Linked DNA regions of Mus musculus: region 1 is linked to region 2. The links are chromatin contacts, found by POLR2A ChIA-PET in ENCODE. All regions are on one chromosome and are shown on one strand. Each heading gives the region's core, a stretch centred on a gene start or an enhancer-like site at or near the end of the contact. The rest is flanking DNA. Distances are from core to core; before and after follow the strand shown.

Region 1 (3,803 bases), core at 1,250-3,749, 54 kb after region 2:
ATGTACCAGTCATGCTGGCTCACACTTGTAATCCCAGTGCTTGGGAGACTGAGGCGGGAAGATCATAACAGTTCAGGCTGGGCTACAGAGACCTGGCCTCAAACCAGCCCACAACAGGACCCCCCCCCCCCCACCCATGGGGCTGGGGAGATGCCTCAGCAGTTAAGAGCAGTGGCTGTTCCTCCAGAGGATCTAAGTTAGGTTCCCAGCGCCCCGTGATGACTCACAGCAACCCCGTCACACCAGTTCCAAGGGATCCGACCCTCTAACCACCTACTCAGACACCAGGCACACACATGGCACATAGATATACATGGTTGCAGAATACAATAAAAATTACATACATACAGGTGTGTGTGTGTGTTTATATTTAAGCATATGTTTAAGCACATGCATTCATGGGTTTGTTTTAATTTTAACTTAATTCTTTAAGTCTTTGTGTGTTTTGCCTGCCTGCATGTCTGTGTACCATGTGTGTGCCTGGCTCCCACCGAGTAGGCCAGAATTTCTACTGATTCCAGAAGTTTCTCATTATCCTGAAATGAAACCTCAGACTCATTAGTGTTTGTCCCTGGCAACCTCAAACCTGCTCTCTGTCTCTATATGGCTTTTTCTGTCCTGGGTGCCTCACGTCAATGGAATGTATCGGTCTTCGCCTTCTGGGTCTGGCGTCTTTCACGCAGTGGGGTGATGTTCTCAAGTTTTAGCCACACACAGCAGAGTGTGAATGGGTACTTTGTGCCTTTTTAGGGATGTATGATATTCCACTTTGCATTATCCACCCATTAACTGATGGAGCCTGGGGTGTCTCTTCCTTGGACTGTTTCTCATTAGAGCCCATAGCCCCATCTCTAGACCTGACACTCACCACGTTGCTTCATGCTCTGTACAGCACTGAGCATGTTGTATGGTATAGCAGCCTGCCTTCTAGCCAGAGGGAGAGTGCCCTGGAGCAAAGGGGATCTTAAATGTCTGTCATTGTATCCGGCGCAGGGTCAGTCTGCCAAACAGATTCTCTGTCTCTGGGGTTTTTGGAGGTTTTATGTGGTTTGATCTCTCCCTCCCCCCCCCCAGCCCCCTCACTTTTGAGACTGGGTCTCATTTTGCAATCCTGAGTGGCCTGGAATTCACGATGTAGCCCAGGCTAGCCTGGAACTTTCTGAGATTTGCGTGCCTCTGCTTCCCCAGTAGTGCAATTAAAAATGACTGTTGCCCAGACCATGTCTGGGCCCTCAGCAGCCAGGGTCTGTTACCTACCACCTAAGGCCATGCAGAGTCCCTGGACTGGGCTGGGCTGATACCCAGAGACATGTCTGAGGGCTGTGTAGAACGGGTCCCATCCCTCACCTGGGCATTGTGGGATAGCTGGCCCTGGATGCATGACAGAAGAGCGGCTCCACCTCCACAGCCAGTTGCAGTACTTGGGAGAGCAACCCCGGCATAATTGTGGGTGAGAGCCAGCCTGAGGAGCCGAGTGTGGGAGAGCTGGTCTTGGAAGAGATACCCACCTACCCACTCATCCCTCACCAACTGCAGCAGTAGGGAGACCTGACCCCGGGGAGTCATAAGACAGGGAGAACTAGCCCTGTCCTTCATTGATTGCCACACTCAGGAGAGCGAGCCCTGCACTTTGTCTGGGCAGCTGACTACTCAGAACTGGCCCTGGTTGCAAGGGTTTCGGGTAAGCTGGCCCCAAGGATGTGAGAGCAGGCGAGCCACCTAGCTGACCTCTCAGGCCTGAACGCAGGGCTTTGAATTGGGCTACCCCAACAGCTACCCCATTGATGAACTGCTGGCGTACTAGTTGTACAGAAACTACAGGATCTCCATGACACAGGGTAATAACAGGATATTTGAGAGGAGTCCCAGCAAGGTTCCAGTACTGATAGCAGAAGCCAGAGGCCTTAAAACAGACCGAGTTATTGCAATGAACATTTGCAAGCAAAGAAGTGTGGACCAAAGGGTATATATAGTGTGGGAGACACTGTGATATACTACAGCTTCTACAATGAGATTTTTCTCTCTCTGTTTTGGGGGAAGTTGCAAGGGTGGAGAGTGGACTGGAGGGGAGGGGGAGGGGGAGGGGGAGTGAGTGTGTAGGTCAGTCCTCTCCTTCCACCACGTGGGTCCCAGGTCTAGGCCTTGGGTCATTAGAATCTGTAGCAAGTGCCGTAACTCGAGCCAGTTTGTCATCTCACAAAACAGATTCGTCAGAGCGTTCTTACTGTTAGACTGCCCTCCATCCAGCTTGCAAAATGTCCTCACCGCTCCTTCCAGGCAAAATTTCAACAGAACCCCGCCCCCACCAACAGGCTCCACCTAGTGGAACACACTAGCAAACCACGATGTTTACATTTCAGAGATCCCTGTGGGGTAGGGTGGGGGGGGGGGGAGACCACTTAAGGTAGGAGGGTCTGAGAGTGCTCCTGAGAGAGGACCTCCCAGGATTCTCAGAAAATCAAAACAGATCCTCTGGTTAGGGACAAATAAGCGAGGAGCTGGAGCAGCGCCACAGTGGGAGAGTGGGCATCCGGAGCGCTCTCTGCTAATTGCGCCGGTGATTTTTCTGTTAGCCACAGGACGCAGGGAGGGGAAGAAGGAGGGAGAACTGAGCGATCTCACTCCCTGTTGATAAGAGCTCGCCCACAGCTCTGCCCAGTGCTTCCCGGTAGAAGGACTTCAAGGGCCCTTAGAAAAGGCACAAACAAATCCAAAGCAGAGAAAAGAAAGTTAATTCAATTAATTAAGCTTTTTGTTTTTAAATTGTTTACATTCTCATTCCCTCAATAAGCAGTTGTTTTGATGTTTCCTTTGACTAACAGTTGACAGTAGATATTAGTTTTCTCTCTCTAACTGCCAAATGCCTCTTCTTCCGGAATCCCATTCTTTGTTATCTACCTATGTATCTATCTCTCTATTAGAAATAAAGTAGGAGCGGGGCGTGGTGGCACACGCCTTTAATCCCAGCACTCGGGAGGCAGAGGCAGGTGGATTTCCGAGTTGGAGACCAGCCTGGTCTACAGAGTGAGTTCCAGGATCAGCCAGGGCTATAGAGAGAAACCCTGTCTCAAAAAACCAAAAAAAGAAAAGAAAAGGAAAGGAAAGGAAAGGAAAGGAAAGGAAAGGAAAGGAAAGGAAAGGAAAGAAAAGAGTAGTCTTCATGGCCCCTCCTATGAACAAGCGTGGTGCAAGATGAGCTGAGACACAAGCAGTCATTTTCCTCAGTGGTCAAAAGCACTTCCCCACACGTCGGGGTGGGTCAGGAAGAGCACACCCCATCCCCACCCCACCTCTTTCAGAGGCACCATGGGTGAGGCAGTGTTCTGCCTCTGGCTGAGGCATCTGGGAGCAGTAAGGAGGACCTGTGACTAATAGGGAGCCAGGTGCCCCATGGACAAAGGGCCTCAGAGAATCCAGAGTGGGCACTGGAATCCAGGCTGGGAAGCACAGTGGTCTGTGCATAGTCTGCCACAAAACCCAGCCTTCCTGGTTAGTAGCAACTGTGTAACTAATGCAGGCCCCTTGAAAGCCAATTTAACACAACCTACAATAACTTGGGAAGAGTCTCAATGAGGGATTGTTGTATACAGTGGATTGGCCTGTGGGAGGCAACTGTCTTAATTAAGTTAACTGATTAGAAGAGTCAGCCTACTGTGGGTGGCATCATTCCCTAGGTACAGGGTCCTGAACAGTGTAAGAGTGGAGACATCAAGCTGACCACAAGCAAGCAAGCAAGCTGAGCATGCTTGTCCTTGTTTCTCTCTGACCCTGACCTTGGATATGATTTAACTTGCTATTTTAAC
Region 2 (3,819 bases), core at 779-3,278:
TTTCTCTTGGTAAGCCAGTCCCAAAATATCTTACCTAGATTCTTGCAATTTCTGTGCCCAACTAACTACAGAATTAAAAATGCCTTATTTCAGTGACAAATTAACGTTCACACTAGAAAAGCAAAACCACACAACGAAGGAAAACAGTGGAAGAATAATTTATATTAAAATATTTTGCTGCCAGATGCTTCCATTTTAAACACCATGCTCTCACAATCTAATTCCACTCTGCAACTAAAAAGCCGAAATACTAAAAATAAAACAGAATTTAAAGCGTTTTTGAGTAAAACTTCTATGTTCTTAAGAAAAAAAAAAAAAAAACGCTACCCAAGTTTTAGGAACCTGTGCAATAAACAAGAAATGGGTCACCTGACCGGTCGCCACCCCACCCCTCAGCCCATTCCACAAACCCTCCCATTCTCACACGCTGTGAGACTTTAGAAATATCCTTTCTCAAAGCTGTTCCTTCTAAAAGAGGAGGTGGGAACCCACGCAAGCAGGTCCGAGTGCAAAATAATAGGCTACATCCAGACTTCTGCATCTATAAAATGAAAAGGCTCTTGGCGGGTCGCGTAGACCAGGGTTTGTGCCCTGGGTGGTACAGATGGGCTACACAGACGGTGAGTTGTGCTTTAACCTCTAGACAGGCATAGAAATGCCCGCCCTGCAGTGTTTAAGGGCAAGGCAGCACGGGGACCGGTTTTTTTCCAGGAAGCATGGCCCGAATGCCCAGGACAGGGAAGGGGAAGGCAGGGCCCTGGGCGTTTCATTCACTGCTGCGCTTTCTCCCCCCCCCCAACCCCCCCCCCCCTTCTCTCCGAGGCTCCCCCTCGACTTTCTCTCGCCTTTACCCAGTCCGAGTTTGACGTCGGTCTCCTGGAGACCAGACAGCCAATCGTCTGGCCGCTAAGGTCCAGTGCGACCAATCAGGCATCGTTGCTACCTGTGAGTAATTATTTTTAGCCAAGAGGAACGCCCCGTTCCACTCCGGACGATAACTCGGATTTCTGGGCTGCAGGTTGTGGAAACGGCGCCTATCCGCGCCCCTAGAGTCCCTGGCGTCCCTATTCCCTGGACACCTGTGCACAGTTCATAAACTCTCGCAGGTTCCTCAGCGAGGCCTCGTGTTTATTTTGTGGGCCTGGGTGAAAGTTCTCAAAATGCACGCGTGGGCACGCACACAGAGTCACACAGGCAGTTTGGCAGCGTGTCGCTCTCTGCGACGTTTGATATAAGACAATTTTTTTTTCTTACGGTCTCAAGCAACCCTCATGTCCGAGCTGCTGCCAGGTGACCCGGGGAGATTTGGCCAGGGGGAGCTGCAGAGGCAGTTAAACTGTCACCTGTGCGGGAGGTGCAGCGACGTGGCCTCCCTTCCCCACCCCCAGGTTCTGCAGTTGTCACTCTCGGGGTGGCAGTTGGCCTAGGCCCTGCGGGGATTAATACTCAATGAATCGGGAGCACGAGTCCCGGTTACCCCGGGATGGGCTGAGACCCACAGGCTAGCTCGCCCAGGAGTGGGGTTTTCCTCGGCCACAGTCGCACTCGCTCGGAAGCAGCCTTTTCCGTGTACTCTGCCCTCCCTCCCCCAGCCTCGGCTGCCCCTCCCGGCCGGTCCCCGCCGCGTCGCCACCTGCTCCCCCTCCTCCCCCCCCACCCCCCACCCCCCACCCCCAGGCCCCCGGGCCCTGCCACCCCATCCCTACCATCCCATCCCTACCCTTGTCCAATCCCCTTCCAAGGCCTCCCTTAACCCCTCCCCCAACCTCTCGGGACTCTCAGCTCATTGGTCACAGCGGCGTTCAGGAGGCGTGACCATCTATCAGCGGCCGTCTGGACGTGGGCAGGCGGGACTTGGCCAATGGCGTCGGGGGGCAGGGCAGGGGCGGAGTCGGCGCGGCCGGGGGGTGCCGGGTGGGGAGGGCGGGACTGTGACGCGAGCGGCGCGCACCCCCGCGGAGGCTGGGGGCGGGGAGGAGGCTATAAAACGAGAGGCGGGGCGCGCGCCGCGGCAGAAGGAGCGAAGCTCTGGCCCGGCGCGCAGAGGGCGCTGTACGGGGACGCAGGGCCGGGCCGCCGGGCTGTGTAGAGAAGCGAGCGCGCTCGTGTAAGCTTGCCGTCCCCGCCACCCCTGAGCCAGAGCAGCGAGCTCCCGGACCCGCCCGAGGCGTCCGTCGCGTGTCCGGCGGTGGCGACGTCTTGCACCCCGTCGCCTCGCCGCTCCCGACCCACCCGCGCCCCCGCCCGCTGCCCCTTCTCCCCCGCCCAGCCGCGGCTCGGCGGCGGCCGCAGCTCCGGAGCAGCTTGTAAGTACGGCGGGGCGGCGGCTAGGGGCCGAGGGAGTGGCTGCAGCGTCCTGCGAGCCCGGGTGTGGAGGGGCGGCCTCGGGGACCCAAGGGAATGGAGTGGCTCCGGGGACCTGGTCCGGAGGCTTGACGGCCGACGGGCAACCGGGAGGAGGGAGCACCCGGGGTGGGGGCAGCGGCGCCCAGGCAGGGGGAGGGGGCGCCGGGATACAGGGATCGGGCCCGGACCGGTGCTCCGGGATGCTGGCTAGGTCCCAGGAGCCTCGAGCGGGGAGCAGAGTGGGGGACGGCAGGGTCAGGTTACGGCGGGGGAGGGGAAGACTGGGCGGCCCGCGCCGCGACCTGCCGGTGCCCGGGCCGCGTCCCTGAGGCAGCTAAAGAGCCTGCTCTCCTTTTCCCCGGGCCGAGCTCCTCCTCCCGGAGCAAGTCTAGTAGTCTTCCTCCTCTTCCTCCTCCTCCTCCTCCTCCTCCTCCTCCTCCTCCTCCTCCTCCTCCTCCTCCACCTCCACCTCCTCTGGCTGTTGCTGCTGCTGTAGCGCTCGGGCTCCCAGCGCTGTGAGCAGAAATCTAATGAGACCCAACTGGCTGTTTATGTAATTCTTCACAGTCCTGTGTTAAGGCGTTGCTTTAAAAACCACCTTCCACCCAGCCTGTCTGGGCTCGGCTGCACCTTCAAGCAGTCCAGCTGAATCTGCTTTCTCTGCCTGCTCTTGGGTTTCGGCTTGGAAAGTGTAGTTTGGGGGCTACACGAGAGATTCTTTGCCCTTTGTCACCAAGAATATGGAAAATGGAACAGACGGATCCACACCAGTTTGATTATTTTAAATGCCCTTTTTGATCAACCTCGTTGTACAAATAGCTCTCCCTTGGAAATACCTCTCTTTGCCCTTGATCTTTTCTTATCCCCACCCAGTGCTGATCCAGCAAACGTTTAAAGGTCGACCTTTTCGCTCCAGCCTCTCCAGGGACTGCCCGTTTATCCGAAGAGGGAAGGAGATGGCTTTTAAAAATAAGAATAAAACTGAGAAACTCTGCCCTTTAAGCAGAGTAATCAATAGGAGTTTTAAGCTGCTTGTTTTTCTTATACTTGCAGCTGAGAGGAATTTCAGAATGTGTGTGTGTGGGGGGGGGGGGCAGTACACAATAAAAAAGAAAAAGGCTCCCAGAAGAGCAAGAGTGTGAGAGCCCTTGGCATGGTTAAAACTAGAGAGGATAATTTGGTTTCATTTACCAAGATGACAACTCATTTAGTACCTTTAATTTTAGTACCAGGTACTTTGAAAATTAAAAATAATTTTGTAACTTATAACATTTCCGAATATTTAACATAAAGCAGATTTAAATGTGATGTTTCCAAAAGGAACTAGGGATTCACTTCTAAAATGGTGACTAGCAAGGAAACTAATGACCAACTTGTAAAAGTGGAGTGTACGGGTAGGTGGGTGGATGAGTGTGCAGTACAGTTAGTAAACACTGTGCGAGAAGAAACATAAAGGATACATGTTCTGGAGGT

What was found. ChIA-PET counts read pairs that join two places held with the same protein, here RNA polymerase II (POLR2A).
Region 1: POLR2A ChIA-PET joins it to region 2 with 29 read pairs in embryonic stem cell. The contact joins the enhancer-like site here to the promoter of Tob1 in region 2. POLR2A ChIA-PET finds 5 or more read pairs at or near these places in 4 of 5 experiments (Patski and embryonic stem cell).

The regions. Positions count from the first base shown.
Region 1 is chr11:94,263,102-94,266,904 of GRCm38, forward strand. No RefSeq gene overlaps it. Among named protein-coding and RNA genes, the nearest start is that of Gm38953, 6.4 kb to the right of the region's middle. Within about 2 kb of position 2,500, at least 3 of the 3 ENCODE cell types and tissues checked have a DNase peak (open chromatin) inside an H3K27ac peak, as active enhancers do.
Region 2 is chr11:94,209,426-94,213,244 of GRCm38, forward strand. Tob1 (transducer of ErbB-2.1) reads left to right here and starts at 2,029. Exons shown (of 2, transcript NM_009427.2): 1 at 2,029-2,306.